2 separate regions of the Homo sapiens genome follow, and region 2 is linked to region 1. The links are chromatin contacts, found by Hi-C or POLR2A ChIA-PET in ENCODE. All regions are on one chromosome and are shown on one strand. The core of a region is the stretch at or near the end of the contact, and the rest is flanking DNA. Distances in the headings are between cores, read along the strand shown.

Region 1 (2,972 bases), core at 288-2,787:
TTGCTGCTATAACACAAAGGTTCTTAACTTGAACAGGCTTCAGGAAGTCTGAGAACTTGAATGACAAAAAATATATATATTTATTTACACTAACCTCTAGCTAGAATTTAGCATCTCCTTCAACTACTAATAGGTGACAAATCATAGTAGTGTTAGCAGTGCCTGTGGCTTTGTTACCAAGAGAACTTACTGGTATTTCTCTCGGGAGGCCAAGGTTGCAGTGAGCCAAGATCGCGCCCTTGCACTCCAGCCTGGGTGACAGAGCGAGAATCCGTCTCAAAAAAAAAAAAGACTACAGAGGATAGTGTAACAAACAAGAGGGGATTCTGAACTTTTTGTCTGAATATAAAATATAGCTTGTCCTTAACAACAGGCATTCCTTATTTCAGGTAAGAAGGTATACCTAATTTCAGATGTGTTCCTGAAATGCCAAATACTATATACGTCATTTGCAGAGATCACTTTCTTAAGTAGCAAAGGCTTTGATAAAACCTGTACTTTAGGTATTTAATCATTACAAAGATAACTAGTTTTGTAAACAACTTGAATAACCATTCCAGAGACACTTGTTTTGTAAACAGTGTTTTGCAGTTAACTATAGAGAACCCAAGTAGACATTTAAAAAATGCTGTTTAGAGTATGAAATGGTTCTATGTTTATAGGTTGGGATTTTTGAAATTTTAACGTAATATAAAAATTGGAAGAACATCCTTAGAGATCATCTTGTCCAACCTGAAATTCAAATCATTAGCTCAACTCCAAACCAATCTGTGCCAGAAGACTGAAATGGGCCTATGTGTCTATCGTTCAAAGCAAGACCTGGCCAGGCGCGGTGGCTCACGCCTGTAATCCCAGCACTTTGGGAAGCCGAGGCAGGTGGATCACGAGGTCAGGAGATCGAGACCAGCCTGGCCAAAATGGTGAAACCCTGTCTCTACTAAAAACACAAAAAATTAGCCAGGCGTGGTGGCGAGCGCCTGTAATCCCAGCTACTCTGGAGGCTGAGGCAGGAGAATCGCTTCAACCCGGGAGGCGCAGGTTGTAGGGAGACGAAGTCGCGCCACTGGCACTCCAGCCTGGGCGACAGAGGGAGGCTCCGTCTCAAAAAAAAAAAAAAGCAAGACTCGCAAAACACCGGATTCCTTCTCAGCTTTCTGAGCTGAAAAGGTATAGATCCTAAAGAAGAGAAGAGTGTATGTAAGTACTTCTCAACCAGTTTACCTCTCTGACCACTCTTACGGTGTTTGGGGGCAACAAACTAAGGATCTAGACTCGCTAAACCGCTCGCTGGGTCCTTCTCTCCCCACAATGCACCGGGGCCAGCAGGAAGGCCGCTCCGACCCCTAATTTTCCCGCGAATTCAGTTCAAAGAGGCGGCCGGGCCCGCGATCGGCAGCGCGCACGGGCCAACCAAGCCGCGCCTCCGCGAGAAGCGCCTCCGCGTGACTGACGGGGGAATCCGCGGGCCAACGGGCTGGGCGGCCCGGCGGTGCGCGCTCCCGCCGGCCAATCAGAGCGCCGGGCGGGGGAAGTGGGCGGAGCGAGGCCAGGGTAGGGTGAGCGGCCTCCGAAGCGGAGCGGGGCTCTGAGGAGACACTTTTTTTTTCCTCCCTCCTTCCCTCCTCTCCTCCTCCCTTCCCTTCCCCTCTCCTCCCCTCTCTCCTCCTTCCCCCCTCGGTCCGCCGGAGCCTGCTGGGGCGAGCGGTTGGTATTGCAGGCGCTTGCTCTCCGGGGCCGCCCGGCGGGTAGCTGGCGGGGGGAGGAGGCAGGAACCGCGATGGCGCCTCAGAAGCACGGCGGTGGGGGAGGGGGCGGCTCGGGGCCCAGCGCGGGGTCCGGGGGAGGCGGCTTCGGGGGTTCGGCGGCGGTGGCGGCGGCGACGGCTTCGGGCGGCAAATCCGGCGGCGGGAGCTGTGGAGGGGGTGGCAGTTACTCGGCCTCCTCCTCCTCCTCCGCGGCGGCAGCGGCGGGGGCTGCGGTGTTACCGGTGAAGAAGCCGAAAATGGAGCACGTCCAGGCTGACCACGAGCTTTTCCTCCAGGCCTTTGAGAGTGAGTGTGTGCGAGGCTTTGAGGGCAGGAAGACCCACTCTGCCAACACCGGGGATGGGACACTCTGCTGGGCCCCCTTCCTCCTCGGGAGTCCACTTGTGTGGTAGTGGAGGGAGGAATTGAGGGGATGTCCCCCTTTCGGAGATTACGTCTCCAGGGGATCCGGAGTCCAGGGCCTTGGGAGAGCTGGAAAAGAGGGTCCGGGCGGGTTCTTGACTCCCCCAAGATTGACGCAAGAGGCTCGGGACTGGGGCCCCACGTTCAGAGCAGGCGGCTTTTAGATGAGGAGGTAGCAGTTGAACTGAGCCGCAGTCACATCCCGAGACTGGTTCTTGTTTTCTTTCATGCCTTTCGGACTCTAGAAATACAGGGGTTTCGGTTGTAGCTTTTGAGGGGCAAAATGAAGCCTGTGAAGGGATGAGTGCAGTGGAACCGAAGAAAGTGTCCTTAGTCTGAAATGCCTTCGCGCTAACTTGGTGCTGCAGGTTCCTATGGCACCTTTGGATGCTTAAAACCCTTCAAATCTATCCACCCATTTTGTGGATATGTAAACTGAGCCAGAGAGTGGTCAAGCATCTTCTCTGGAGACGACCCCGGAATTCTGCTTTTTCTACCTGGCTTACAGAACATTTTCTTGCGTCAATTTCTGTTTCTAAGTTCTGTCTGGAAGGTGAAACTGACTTATTTGGAAAGGAGAGCAAGGTGTCTGGAAACAAACAATAGAATTTATTAAAAACATCGTGACTATGAATAATCCTGATTGTTCTTTAAGGAATGTTATATCCTGATTGGTTCCCTTTTTTGCTTTTGTGTGTTATAATTTGGGTGATCTTTAATAGCTAAATAATCTTACAGAAACTTGAATAAACTTGGCTCTACCGCCCAGTGTCCTTATTTACAGTTTCACTGTGGCATATGTTA
Region 2 (2,972 bases), core at 336-2,835, 940 kb after region 1:
AAACAACCTTAATCTATGAAATTGCTATGTAACTTACCCCTTTATCTATTTTATGTGCACTTGGGAAAACTTAAAACAGTTTTACTAATATGGATTTGCCAGGCACTAATCTTTGAAGTATGTATACACATATTATTAATAATTCATTTAACCCTCAGGACAACCCCAATCCTACAGACGGGAAGACTGAGGCACAGAGAGGTTAAGTAACTTGCTCAAAGATCACAGCAAGAATGCAGTGGAACTAGAATTTGAATCTCAACAGTCTGACTCTTAATCACTATGATAATGGGTATTGGTTATAGCTGATGTAGAGGTATATCATTTTGATTAATATTTGGGGTGATTTCTATAAAAGTTGTACATCCAAACCTTGATCAGAAATGTAACATCCTATCATTATGCTGGTATGTAATCAACCTGATTGACCCCTGTCAACTGGATTGACAGGGGTAGTTAATAATGAAATTAGGGTTAAGCACCCAAGCCTAGATTATGACTTTCACTTTATAAGCTTAAGGAATGATGTTTAGCTATAAACCTTAGAAGAAATGCAGCCAAAGCTTGCAGGGAAACATACACACGCACACCAAAACTCAGCTATTTTGAAATTCCACTTACTTTAATGTTTAAGTCAAACTACTTTAAAACTGTTTACATATTACTCTATCAAGGGTGAAATAATCGCATGTAAAGGGCTTTCTAAAACAAATCCACATCTTGGAAGCCCATTTTGGGGCGTTGAGTTGTGACTACGTTCTCAAGGATGTTAATAACACAAGAGCTCCATCCACTAACTCCTTGAAAAAAACCAAAACCATGAACGTCTTGTCAAATTCAGACAGTTTATCTTGGCACTGGCAAGTACAGCAGTCTCTTCGATGTCTGGAAACGTGTCTAATTACGTTTAGAGAGTAACTAAAAAAATAGCCAGTGTCCCGGAACAGACAGCTCAGGGATCACTCCATAGCATCCTGAATGACAGGATGGAACTACGCCAGGAGGAAAAAAAAAAGAAGGGCGAAGAAAGAAAGAAAAGAAGCAAGTGTAAAGCCGGGATGAGACGCCAGCCTCTCTCCAAAATAATCCTCCAGTCCTCCTAGGGCCTTCGGGGCCACCGCAACTCTCGTTCAAGTTATTTCCCTTCAGTTTCCATGAGGTCACCGGCCCGCCCACATCCCTCACCTGGCGCGGGGAAGCGCGCCCTCCCGCGCGGCACACCCTCTGCACCTAAACCCCGGACAGCGCCCAGGGCTCCCCTCTCAGGGAAGCGCGGCCCTTGAGCTCGACACGCCCCCCGCACCCCAAAGCGGCCGCACCCCAGGGGCGTCCGCTCTCGGGAAAGCGCAGCCGCGGAGCTTGGCAGACCCCCGGACACCGCAGCCCGGCCGCGCCTCCATCCCTGGAGCTTGGGCGCTCCCGACACCCCGGATCCGGCCGCGCCCCGAGGCGCCCCCTCTCGGGAAAGCGCAGCCTCGCGCCCCTGCGCGCGGCCGCTCCGCCCTCACCTGAGCCTGAGGTTGGCCATGAACTCGGGCATGGAGACGGTGTCCATCAGCACGAAGTCTGCCTTGCCGAATTCCAGGCTCTCCTGCTCCGCCATGGCGCCAGCGCGGGGGCTCAGGTGGGCGCGCTCGGGCCTCCGGGGCCGCTCCGTGGGCCCGCGATGAGCTCGGGAGGGGCCGGGGCGAGGCCGCGCCGCGAGGCTACGGGGAGGGGGCGCGCACGCCGCTCGGCGGGTCCGGGCCGGACAGAGGCCGCCTCGCTGCTCCTCGGCGCCTTCTCGGCCGGCGCGGCTCCGAACGGGACGCACCCGACAGTTTCCGCTCCTCCCGCCGCGGCTGCCGGGCGCTGTAGGGGCCGGGACACCGAGACGGAGACGGCAGCGGCTGGTCCCGCCTCCAGCCTGGGGCTCGTCCCGGCTCCGCCCCGCCCGGGCCTCCCGGCTCCGCCCCTCCCGGCCCACTGAGGAGCCCGCCCCAGCCGCGGCCCTGGCCGCCGCCTCTTCACCTGGGCGGCGCGCACGCGCGGGTGGGCGGCGGGGACGCGCGCTGGGCCGGGCGGCGGCAGCTGGGTGGCAGCGCCCCCTGGGGACAGGCGCTGGGATCTCAGGCGGCCAAGAGGATGGCCGCCTGCCGCCCACACTTGGTAGCTGCCAACAAAGTTAGAAAAGTAGTTCGTGGAGCTTTTCGCGAGGACAATTCATTATGATTCTGTCACCCTGCTCCAAAACCCACTCCCGCCTCTCTACTCACACCCTGCCCATTCTTGAAGTGGTGGTTCAAGCACAGACTGAGAGGTAATAATAATGGCTAACATTTTTGGGGCACCAAAAATGCCCAGAGCTGTTCTCAGCGCCTTAGAGAACTTTTAAGAAACTTGCCATACGACTAGGAAGTGGAGCAGCTGCGGTTTCACGCAGGTCATTTGACTTAGGAGCCGCAGCGTTCAACCACGTCTGACTACCTCCATTCTTCAGTGGCCCATTTTCTCTTCCACTCATCCGAGCATGTCATCAGACATTACCTTATATGATTATTAAGTTTTTAATATATCTTTGTATCATCTCTCCAGGATTATTGCGGATGTCTTGAGCATGGGACCATTCTTTTTGCATCCACCAAATAACTATTGTACTACTTTGCATATATAAATATGAAATCCATACTGGTTCAGTGGAATGAAGTGAGTTGTAAGTAGTCTCCAATTTATTGATACATTGGTTGAGCTTGGAAAATTCTTTTTGAACTCAATGTATTTTCCCAAAGAAAATATACTACAAATGACTTTCTTTCTTTTTTTTTTTTTTTTCTTTTTCTGGAGACAAATTCTCCCTCTGTCACCCAGGCTGGAGTGCAGTGGTGCAATCACAGCTCACTGCAACCTCAAACTCCTGGGCTCAAGCAATCCTCCAGCCTCAGCCTCCTGAGCAGCTGGGACTACAGGTGTATGACACCATGCCCAGCTATTTT

Evidence for each region. A loop is a pair of places that touch in the nucleus more often than their neighbours do. ChIA-PET counts read pairs that join two places held with the same protein, here RNA polymerase II (POLR2A). Pooled maps may share reads with other maps.
Region 2: a loop to region 1 is called in a map of CD8-positive, alpha-beta T cell, with 33 times the contacts of the local background. The contact joins the promoter of MYO1D-DT here to the promoter of SUZ12 in region 1. A Hi-C loop is called at or near these places in 3 of 168 maps with a recorded cell type or tissue (CD8-positive, alpha-beta T cell and naive thymus-derived CD4-positive, alpha-beta T cell) and 8 of 50 pooled maps. POLR2A ChIA-PET finds 5 or more read pairs at or near these places in 1 of 52 experiments (GM12878).

What each region holds. Positions count from the first base shown.
Region 1 is chr17:31,935,470-31,938,441 of GRCh38, forward strand. SUZ12 (SUZ12 polycomb repressive complex 2 subunit) reads left to right here and starts at 1,538. Exons shown (of 16, transcript NM_015355.4): 1 at 1,538-2,051. The coding sequence starts at 1,778. RefSeq lists a silencer at 1,429-1,888 and an enhancer at 1,629-2,214.
Region 2 is chr17:32,875,270-32,878,241 of GRCh38, forward strand. MYO1D-DT (MYO1D divergent transcript) reads left to right here and starts at 1,586. Exons shown (of 4, transcript NR_184086.1): 1 at 1,586-1,624; 2 at 2,575-2,692. It overlaps MYO1D (myosin ID), which reads right to left and starts at 1,855. Exons shown (of 22, transcript NM_015194.3): 1 at 1,509-1,855. The coding sequence starts at 1,603. RefSeq lists silencers at 1,191-2,180, 1,387-1,574.